2 separate regions of the Homo sapiens genome follow, and region 1 is linked to region 2. Evidence: chromatin contacts called from ENCODE Hi-C or POLR2A ChIA-PET data. All regions are on one chromosome and are shown on one strand. Each heading gives the region's core, a stretch centred on a gene start or an enhancer-like site at or near the end of the contact. The rest is flanking DNA. Distances are from core to core; before and after follow the strand shown.

What was found. A loop is a pair of places that touch in the nucleus more often than their neighbours do. ChIA-PET counts read pairs that join two places held with the same protein, here RNA polymerase II (POLR2A). Pooled maps may share reads with other maps.
Region 1: a loop to region 2 is called in a pooled map, with 5 times the contacts of the local background. The contact joins two enhancer-like sites. A Hi-C loop is called at or near these places in 5 of 168 maps with a recorded cell type or tissue (B cell, chondrocyte, gastrocnemius medialis and 2 more), 3 of 37 single-sample maps with no recorded cell type and 10 of 50 pooled maps. POLR2A ChIA-PET finds 5 or more read pairs at or near these places in 6 of 52 experiments (B cell, Panc1, WTC11 and 2 more).

The regions. Positions count from the first base shown.
Region 1 is chr10:132,591,461-132,597,419 of GRCh38, reverse strand. All of the region lies in intron 1 of INPP5A (inositol polyphosphate-5-phosphatase A), which reads right to left. Among named protein-coding and RNA genes, the nearest start is that of INPP5A, 57 kb to the right of the region's middle. RefSeq lists enhancers at 3,915-3,994, 4,374-4,453. Within about 2 kb of position 3,844, at least 7 of the 41 ENCODE cell types and tissues checked have a DNase peak (open chromatin) inside an H3K27ac peak, as active enhancers do; they include B cell and natural killer cell, where a contact is called at or near this core.
Region 2 is chr10:132,547,470-132,552,828 of GRCh38, reverse strand. The region is part of intron 1 of INPP5A (inositol polyphosphate-5-phosphatase A); the gene reads right to left. Among named protein-coding and RNA genes, the nearest start is that of INPP5A, 12 kb to the right of the region's middle. RefSeq lists enhancers at 1,238-1,978, 1,979-2,721. Within about 2 kb of position 1,253, at least 7 of the 41 ENCODE cell types and tissues checked have a DNase peak (open chromatin) inside an H3K27ac peak, as active enhancers do; they include B cell and natural killer cell, where a contact is called at or near this core.

The DNA of each region.
Region 1 (5,959 bases), core at 2,595-5,094, 42 kb before region 2:
AATGAAGAAAATGTGGATATAGAAACTTCCCACCACCTGCAGGAACAGGGGAGATGGCCCGAGTCCTTGTGGATGAGCTGACAGACCACATCCAGACACCCTGACACATCTTCTGAGACTGAGAGAAGAGGGAGAGGACAGTAGCACAAACACTGAGAAGAACAGAAAAGGTTCTGTCACTTAGGGCTTCAAATTACTAGAAAATAAACCCTCGGCCATGAAAACACAAGTGCATGTGCATACGCACACATGCGCACACACACTCACACACATGCATGCACACATGCACACGTGCACATACCCATGCACACACATGCAAACACATGCACACATACACACACGCACACACGTACAGGAGCCTGCACACACACATGCATGCATACACATGCACACATGCACACACGTACAGGAGCGTGCACACAAACACACGTGCATGCACACACGCATGCACACACGCACACATGTGTGCACACACGCACACATGCGTGCACATGCGCGCACACATGCACACATGCACAGGAGCCTCCAAACACACGTGCATGCACACACATGCACACACATGCACACACACGCATGCACACACGCACACAAGCAAACACATGGACACACACAAACGCGCACATGTACAGGAGCCTGCACACAAACACACATGCATGCATACACACGTACACAAACATGCACACACACATGGGCCGGGCGTGGTGGCTCACGCCTGTAATCCCAGCACTTTGGGAGGCCAAGGAGGGTGGATCACGAGGTCAGGAATTCTCAAGAACAGCCTGGCCAACATAGTGAAACCCTGTCTCTACTAAAAATACAAAAAAATTAGCCGGGCATGGTGGTGGGTGCCTGTAATCCCAGCTACTCAGGAGGCTGAGGCAGGGGAATCGCTTGAACCTGGGAGGTGGAGGTTGCAGTGAGCTGAGATGGTGCCACTGCACTCCAGCTGGGTGACAGTGCGAGACTCCATCTCAAAAAAAAAAAACAAAACAAAACATGCACACACACGCACACACACTTGGGTGTCCTCTTCTGCCAAGATCAAAGACAAAAAAGAAATTTTGAATGTACATGTGCCAGAAGCTTTTATAAAATTAGACCCTGCCTACCACGACACCCTTTAATTGAGGGCCATTCATCCTGCCCAAACTGGTCTTTACTGGGCCATGCCGCCACGCCGCCATGCCACGTCCATGTAGCTGTCCCACTGGGTGATGGGCACAAACTAGAGAGACTGAACCCTTTCCCAGGAGCAGCTCTGGCAAGAAGTCCTCGGAGGTACAGCCACGTTTGGTTAATGTAGTTATTTTTAAAACCACTGAAGTGAGAGTAAAAAATAAACAAACTAGGTCTTAAAGAAATGCTCAAATTTCAGCCCACAGGCCAAGCAGCTCTGCGTGTGTTCAGCCACCATATGAAAGAAAGCACATGCCTTCTTTTTCTCTTAAACACCCAAAAATTCTTCTCTTGGTCTCAAAGAACAATACAAAAACTATGAAAATATGGGAAATGTTAAAAAAAAAAAACTCATTACTTTCAAATGTGGAACTCTATTTCTGGGAGTCAGTCCTTAAAAAAGTAATTCTAAAGAGCAAAAATGCTCTGTCAACAAAGAAGTTCATAATAGCATCATTTATAAGAGAATTACAATTAGAATACTGCAGAAAAATATTACAGAAGGCACCTCAATAAAGAAAGTTACACAGGGCGTCCACGGAAGGAAAGAAGAGGGAGGAATCAAAAACAAATTTATTGGATAAAACATGACGTGGAGATAGACAGGGTGCCAGTGACAAACACCCCAATGTAGGTAAGGAAGGCACTGAACTACACACTCACCAACAAACACTGGAATGTAGGTAAGAAAGGCAGTGAGCCAGACACTCACCAACAAACACCGCAATGTGGGTAAGAAAGGCAGTGAGCTACACACTCACCAACAAACACCACAATGTAGGTGAGGACGGCAGTGAACTACACAGTTACCAGTGGTTAAAATAACAAGTATTAGGTATATGTTATCAAAGTAAAGATTTACAATGAGCACATAGACATGGAAGACACTTATACTCTAAAAAAATGGATTGAACACAAAATAAATCACACCTCACACAAGCCCCCACCGGCGCGAGCAGCCCACATGGCCACCTGCAGACGTGGCCCTGCAGAAACTGCATGCCCTGGCCCCCTTCCTCGCTGTGGCCAATGCAAAGGCACAGCTGGCCCCTGAGGGTCCGCGGGGACTCCAGAAAGGGTGCCAGCACGTCACAGGAGCCCCTCATGCCGAGCGCTGTCAGCACTCCCAATGGTATTCTCAATAGGAAAAGGGAAAAAGACAGAAAAAAACGCCCAAAGGTTGGAGTGGGTATTTGAGGCAGAGGTATTTCTTTTTCTCTTCTTTATTTTTAACATGCCTATAATCATCACGCATTACTTTCCTATTTTTTAACTCTTAATTTTAAAGGCTTTAGGAAGAAGAAAACAACGAAAGCCACTTTGGCCAGAATGTTAAATAACTGCCTGTCACTAAGAGCAATAACAAAGGGCAAATGGCAGACGGGGAGAACCATGGAGAACCTCATACAGCCTGCAGGGCTGGCAGGGGGACCGCCTACCAGAGAGCTCCAGGCAGGCAGCTGTGGGGCAGAGGTCCCCACCTCAGGAAGAGCTGCTACAACTGGGCCAGCAAAGACAACCACCCAAACACACATGCCACACACGTGCAGGCACACACACACCCACCACGCCACACATATGCACCCCACACACATGCATGCACCACACACCACCCATGCACAGGCACACAAACGCACCCCACACACTCACATACCACACACCTATGCATGTGCATGTGGGCACACCTACACACGCATGCACCACACACCACCCGTGCACAGGCATGCAAACGCACCCCACACACTCACCACATGCCTATGCGTGTGGGCACACCTACACACACACGTTCAAAAACCACCTAGGCCGTTGCTACAGGACTGGCCGGTGTAGATGACGGAATGTTTCCACCGACGCAGGAAGTCTCAGTACGTTCCGCAGTGATGGACACGTTCTAGACCTGCACTAGCCACGTCTGTCCTTTAAATGAGGCTACTGGTGACTGAACAGTTTTTTTATTGCATGTAATTTTAGTTCACTTAAATTTTAATAATCACACGCGGTTAGAGGCTACATTACTACACAGCACAGCTCTAGATCACAGCACAAGAAGGAAAGTTCTAAGTTCCTATTATGAGACAAACATAACATTGGCATATAAACAGGATGAAGACAGCGTATGTGCAAAAGGGAAACCTTCAAACCAGCCTCATGTGTGCACTCATGTGTGTGCCACGACACACACCCCAAAGATCCAGCAGCACGTTAAAAACTTCACACATAGTAAGCAAGCGAGTGACTATTCTATACATACAGACATGGATGATTCACTGTTAGGAAAACTGCTAATACAACTGATCACACCAACAGATCTAAAAAAGTCTAATGATTATCTTTATAGTTCCTGGCAAACTTAAAGAATTCCAGTTACAGTTGCAACATATAAGAGCTTTGAAAATTTCCAAAATTAGTGCCAGACACCAAACCACAGATCCACGAAGCCCAGAGAACATCAAGCAGAATAAATACCAAAAAATCTATACCTAGGCAGATCATATCCCAATTGTAGAAAATCACAAATAAAGAAAATCTTGAAAGAAGCAAGAAAAAAATACATCTTAGCTATAGAGGAACAAGGACAAGAATTAGAGTGAACTTGTCAACAGAAACCACACCAGCAAGAAGAGACTGGAGGGACTACCCCCCGACCCCAGTCATGTGTACAGCAAAATCATCCTTCGAAAGTGAAAGAAAAATAAACTTTCTCACACAAAAAAGTAGACATGCCCTGTAAGTCATGTTGAAAAAGTTCTTCAGGAAGGAGAATATGACACAACTCAAAATTCCGGATGTACATAGGAAAGGAAGAATGATGGAGAAGTAATAAATGAAGGTTAATTTTTTTTAAGTTTACTGAAAAGTTCTTCAATTAAAGTCAACAACCATTTGTCATAAAATTGTAATGCAGGATCCCAGCAGGCCCGCAGGGCTCCCCACGCCCCGGCATTCACATCCAGTGTAATCCCCGTCCTCAGTGCAGGTGGGACCTATGAACCGGGGAAGACGGCGCGCCCATGCATAGGCTGAGGCAAAGGTGAAAGTGTCAGGCAGACATAATGAAGCTCCATCTCCAGCTGATCTTAGGTTAATCAAAAGGGAGATAATCCTGGGTGGGTCTCATCTTATCGAAGAGCCACTTCAGAGTGAGTCTAAAGGTCTGAGGCTGTAAGCAGAGGGCAGTCTCTCCCCGATAGGCTCTGGCACAAGAAGCTGTGAGTCCTACAACCACAGGGAAATGATATCTGCCAAGCACCTGAGGCAGTCTGAGAGCAGGCCCTGCCTAGTTGGGCCTCCAGATGAGAACACAGCCCACTGAGAACAGGCAACCTGACTGCAGCCGCGTGAGACCTGAGCAAAGGACCCAGCAGGCTGAGCCCTGACTCCACCCTACAGAAGCATGAAACAACAAACTGGTGTTATTTTAAGCCACGACATCCGTGGCCACCTGTTACACAGCACAGAAAGTCCTGCGTGTGCCTCAGATTAGGACTATACATGCCTGTATCAGAAAATAAAATTAATATTATTTTAAACATTTTTGGCCGGACACGGTGGCTCACGCCTGTGATCCGAGCACTTTGGGAAGCCAAGGCGGGCGGATCACCTGAGATCAGGAGTTTGTGACCAGCCTGGCCAACATCACAAAACCCCATCTCTACTAAAAATAGCTGGGTGTGGTGGCGCCCGCCTGTAGTCCCAGCTACTTGGGAGGCTGAGGCAGGAGAATCACTTGAACCCGGGAGGCGGAGGCTGCAGTGAGCTGAGGTCGTGCCACTGCACTCCAGCCTGGGCCACAGAGCAAGACTCCATTTCAAACAAACAAACAAACAAACAAACAAACATTTTTGCCCCACTTAGATTTTGTTTTGGTATAATGTCTATAGTAAGACCCCAATTTAAACCTTTCCCCGAATAGTTAACAAACTATCTTACAATGGATTGTTAAACTGTATGAATCCTCCTGTTCCTCACACTACTATGCAGTCAACCTGCCCCTCCCTCTCTCAGGTAGCTTTACCAAATGTGTGCTTCATTTATGTTTTCAAACTGTTGCCATTTCCTTAATTTGCTGTCTTTCTGGGGTTTTTTTCTGTATTTTATTCAATAATTTTTGGATTTATATAATCCTTCCGTAATTCCCTCATTTATGGCACAGTTCTATACTCTAGCCTTATAAGTGAAACGCTTTGTCTTTTCACTGTTATTATTTCTTGTTTAATAGCAACAACGCTGAATACCACGCTGAATACCACATGAGACGTGGATTCGAAACATCCCACCCCACACACGCTGACACCTCATCCCAGAGCCGGCTCTTTCCTCCTGGGCAAACCCAGTCATTCCCTCGGACAAGGAAACACAGCAAGGGCGCCCGTTACGCCCAGTGCCATTTCACCTGACATATCGGGGGAGGGAATGAGACCCGAAAGGGAACACATGCAGAGGCGCAGCTCCGGGAAAGGAGATCTGAGCTCCCTGCACCTGCAGATGGCGTCACAGCACACCTGGAGGGGCAGAGAAGCAGGCAGAAAAAGGACAGACAACAGGAGAATCCAGGAAAGCAGGAGGTCCTGAAATTAACAGACAAAACAACAGCCATCACAGACACCAACAACAACCAGGCGGAAGGCCTGCTGGAAGAGAAGGCCCGCTTCCAATGCAACAAGGAAAAAGGTAACCTCACAAACGACCTTTTGCATATGTGAACATTGTGTAAGAGAAAAACTTTAAGACATTCCTGAAGGAAACGAACAAAAGCTTTGAGTCCATGAAAAGACCTCTCTTG
Region 2 (5,359 bases), core at 4-2,503:
CAAGGCTCTGAGAAGGCGTTCACCAGTCCTCCCTCCCTATCCTACCCAATATTCCCCCAAGGCTCTGAGAAGGCGTTCACCAATCCTCCCTCCCTATCCTACCCAATATGCCACCAAGGCTCTGAGAAGGCGTTCACCAATCCTCCCTCCCTATCCTACTCAATATTCCACCAAGGCTCTGAGAAGGTGTTCACCAATCCTCCCTTCCTATCCCACTCAATATGCCACCAAGGCTCTGAGAAGGCATTCACCAATCCTCCCTCCCTATCCTACTCAATATTCCACCAAGGCTCTGAGAAGGCGTTCACCAATCCTCCCTCCCTATCCCACTCAATATGCCACCAAGGCTCTGAGAAGGCATTCACCAATCCTCCCTCCCTATCCTACTCAATATGCCACCAAGGCTCTGAGAAGGCGTTCACCAATCCTCCCTCCCTATCCCACTCAATATGCCACCAAGGCTCTGAGGAGGTGTTCACCAGTCCTCCCTCCCTATCCCACTCAATATGCCACCAAGGCTCTGAGAAGGCGTTCACCAATCCTCCCTCCCTATCCCACTCAATATGCCACCAAGGCTCTGAGAAGGCATTCACCAATCCTCCCTCCCTATCCCACTCAATATGCCACCAAGGCTCTGAGAAGGCATTCACCAATCCTCCCTCCCTATCCCACTCAATATGCCACCAAGGCTCTGAGAAGGCGCCACCAATCCTCCCTCCCTATCCCACTCCAACTTCACCAAGGCTCTGAGAATGCGCCCATAAATGCTCCCGAGTGAATGGGAGACAAGGATGCAGGAGGACACAGCCTCACACAGAAGCTCTCCTGGTCCTTGGGCCTCCTGCTCCACCAACAGACTCAGCACAGCAGAATCAGAGGACACCTGGACCCCTGTGTGGGGGGTACTGCCAGGTTGGGCCGCAAGGCAGGCAGAGCTCCAAACCCCAGGGACTCCCCGAGCAGAACCCAGTTTAATCGTGCAGCCGACTATTCAGAGAAGACCCCGGCTGGCTCTTCTGACAGTCTTGGTCAGTCCTGCCTCTGTCCCCCTGGGTCCTGCCTCTGTTCCCTAGCTGGTCAGGCCCATTCCCACCCCACGTCCCTCCAGCCTGGGCCCAGGCCTCCACCTTCCACCTGTGTACGACGCACACACTGCCCACTGCAGCAGCGAGGGAGGCACAGCCGTTACAGCAAACAGGAAGTTGCAACAGCTCTGAAAAACCGTAACGGTGATGGAGAAAATTAAAGCAAGTCATATGTCCCCACAAGTCTGTGTGCTACTTGGACAGATGTCTTTCTCAAGAGAACCAGCTCCTCTGAGAGTCCCACCCAAATCCCCCCACATGACCCACAGTGGCTGGTCCACTTTGCACCCAGGCGTATGGCAAACACTTGCTGACCCAGAAGCCCGGTGTCCCCCGACCACCTGGAGGGACGCTGCAGGCAGATGACGGTGGGCTGGCCTGTCCCCTAACTAAGGCACTCTTTGCAAGAAACAAAGCAGCAGGCAGTCAACCCAGTTCTCAGCTTCACACTCGCAGGCTCATCCATGTGGTCAGAGTGCCAGGGACCACAGGAAGGGGCTCCCCACTCAGCTCTGCAGTCTAACATTCACAGTGCCAGCAGGTGGCAACTGACAGCCGCTCAGAAGCCTGAAAGGTAGGCAAGGGAGGGTGCTCAGGGATAAGGCTCCACAGCTGCCCACCAGGCTCGCACTCTGGGCCTCATCCCCATCATCTGCTCAGTGGGCTCAGGCAGGAACCTGGACCAAGCAGCGTGTGGCTACTGAAGCCACTGGCCCAAATGGACCACAGTGCAGCCCCTTTCAGGTGGACCCCTTTCCAGGTGGCCTGCAGAGTCCCCACCACATGGCCCACTGTCACCCAAGGATGGCCAGGTCCACCCTAGAGAGCCACGCACCCAATGACCACCCTGAAGGCCAAACGCCATAGGGGCCAGTTGGTGGCCAAAGAGACAACAGCTATGTCTGGCAGAACCGCCCCTGCAGTGCCAAGGATCTAAGACAACAGGAGGCGAGGTCAGCGACCATGGCCCCTCACACTCTGGCGGCTGCCACCTCCACCGTCTTCCATGAGGTCAGGCGGGACCAAACTAGTGTTTCCACTTGTTTTAATAGTGAAATAGCCAGACACCCCCACTCCCAGCTGTCCTACAGTGGACGTCCTGTGGCCAGCGAGCCCAGCCAGAATGCCGGCTTGGCCACTTGCATTCAGAAGGTTCGTACCATGCGGCTCACAGCCAGGCCCTCTCAGCACGTCAAGGGACACAGCTGCCGGTTCACGGAAAAGCTCAGCCCAAGGGTGTCGCTTCCCTCCTCTCACGGGCGCTGCTCCAGGTGTGGTGAGGTGCACCTTGGAGTGACAGCAGTGTCACAGGTGGCACTAGCTATGCAGAACCTCAGAGTTGCTGCTGAGACCTGCACCTGGACTCCCAAAAACCACTGACACCCAGGAGAGAGCGGTCGCTGGAGAGGACAGGGACTACTGGCCAGAGGCCTGAGACAGCCCCCCGAGCAGCCTCATTACATCCCTGAGAGGCTGGGTGAAGTGAATTAACCTGCGGGACCACTCTGACCCTAAACAGTGGCAATGTGGTCTCCTAAGCTCTCTCTGCTCTCCCCGATAAATACTAATAACTCAAGACTGACCCCATCTTCTACTGCCTGGTTAGTAACTCGAGCCTGACCCCATCCCCTAATGCCCGGTTAGTAACTCGAGGCTGACCCCATCCCCTAATGCCCGGTTAGTAACTCGAGGCTGACCCCATCCCCTAATGCCCGGTTAGTAACTCGAGGCTGACCCCATCCCCTAATGCCCGGTTAGTAACTCGAGGCTGACCCCATCCCCTAATGCCCGGTTAGTAACTCGAGGCTGACCCCATCCCCTAATGCCCGGTTAGTAACTCGAGGCTGACCCCATCCCCTAATGCCTGGTTAATAATTTGAGGCTGACTCCGTACTCTAAGGCACAGTGACTCAGACGTCACACCAATCCTGTAACAGAGACACACCAACCCCACCATTCAGACCAGGGGCAGAGAGTGGGGGCTGCAGGAACCCAGGCTGGGCTGGGTGGCCCCGACCTGTGTCACAGAGCCTCACGGAAGCCCCGGCTCCCGCCCTGCAGCTGCAGAGCTCCAGGACACGCACCTGTCTGCTCCTGCTTCACCTGCACTCCCCATGCTCATCACACCTGCCACCTGCCAGGCAAGCGGGAGCCTCGTAGCAGAGGCCTCGCATCCCACAGGCCCTCCTGGAGGGGTGGGCAGAGGGCAGCCCGCCAACACCGTCTGTCATCCAGCTGTCAAAGCCATTACCAACACGGCAAGATAACCATCCTTGTGGGGAATTATTATTTGGAAGTAGGACCAGAAATGCAAGTTAAACCGCAAGATGCCACCACACAGCCATAATTAAAAAGACAAATGCCACCAAGTGCTGGCATGATGCAGAAGAGCTAGAGTCCTTCCACACCACTCGACGGGGCACGAATGGGGCAGCAACTATGGGAAGAATTGAGCAGCTCCCGGAAAGACAGCCACAGAGTGACCACTCGGCCAGCCCTAGAGCAGTGACACCCTCGTCCACACAGGCACGTGCATATTCACAAACAGTACACTAGCCACGATAGCCCCGACGTCCATCTGTGGGCGACTGGAGAAACGAGGTATGCCTCCACTCAGGGGACACTGCTCAGCCATGAAACAGGGAAGACAAGCCCAGGCGCAGTGGCTCACACCTGTCATCCCAGCACCTTGGGAGGCCAAGGTGGGAGGATCACTTGAGGCCAGGAATTCGAGACCAGCCTGGGCAACATAGCGAGACCCCATACCTACAAAAAATTGTAAAAGCCTGGCATGGTGGCCGCGCCTGTGGCCCCAGCTACTCAGGAGGCTGAAGCAGGAAGAATGCTTGAGTCCAGGAGTTTGAGGCTTCGGTGAGTGGTGACTGCGCCACCGCACTCCAGCCTAGGTGGAAGTGAGACCCTATCTCAAAAAAAAAAAAAAAAAAAAAAAAGCCAGATAAACTGCTGATATGCAAAGCATATCAATACAAACCTTGAAACGCTGCGTTATGCTAAGTCAAAGAAACCAGACGCATGAAAACAACACAGCCTGTGGTTCACGATACAGTGCCCTCGGCGCAGGCGAAACTGGCGGGACAGAAAGCAGTTGTGGCCCAGGGCCGGGAGCAGGGACTGAGGAGGGAAGTGTCTCAAAACTGGGGTGCGGTGATGGTTACACACCATAAATATTTTCTCAAAGTCAGTGAACCATACACTCACATTGGGTGAACTGCATGCTATTCAAATCCCGGGTAAATAACACTGTTAAACGCGCAAACACAAAAGCCAACCAGATCTCGGAACACCCCCAGGCCGGGTGCGAGGCAGAAGCAGAGTCGACTCCCGGGCCACCGGCAACGGGCAGCAGAGGCCTGGCCTGGCCTTTGGTGACTTCAACACCCCTTCCCCTGGCCCCACTGACCTCCTGAGCATGGCATATGTGGCCGCAAACACCACCACGGTCCGGGGACTACCGGATCCACAGCTCCTCCAACTCCCTTCCAGCTGCATTGGCCCCACCCCACCCCTCCACCCATTTGAGCAGAACCCGAATAAAGACACCATGGCCGGGCACGATGGCTCACACCTATAATGCGGGCAGATCACAAGGTCAGGAGTTCAAGACCAGCCTGGCCAATACGGTGAAACCCTGTCTCTACTAAAAATACAAAAAAAATTTAGCCGGGTGTGGTGGTGCACGCCTGTAATCCCAGCTACTAAGGGGGCTGAGGCAGGAGAACTGCTTGAACCTGGGAGGCGGAGGTCGCAGTGAGGTGAGATCACGCCATTGTACTCCAGCCTGGGTGATGGAGTGTCCATCTTAAAAAAAAAAAAATTAAAAAAGACACCATGGTCCCCACCCCAGACGCTGCTGCCAAAGGCCAGCACACCTGAGTGTGACGCCACAGTCACGGTAAAGCACAGTATGACAGGAAGGGAGCTTGGGACTCACTTGGTGAGTCACCAAGAGCGCGTCACAGGGCTGGGGGCACGCGGGCTGTCCCGTGAAGGAGGAAAACCCTGCTTGCCTAGGCGAGGCGTCCCGGAGGAACCCTTTGAAAAAAGAGCCCCTCAAGCTGAGGCATGAAGGCCTGAAAAACCAAGTCCTGTTCAGGCCACGGGCGCTTGGGTAGAGAAGGAGGAGATGGGAGGTCAGCCCAGGGCGACGGCGAGGGTGCAGGTGCCCGGCCTCCCGGGAACCCCAGATGCCAGGCAGGTGGGCAGAGGCGGGCACTCCCTCCCGGTTATATTCACCACGGCAGCTGGGCCCGGGC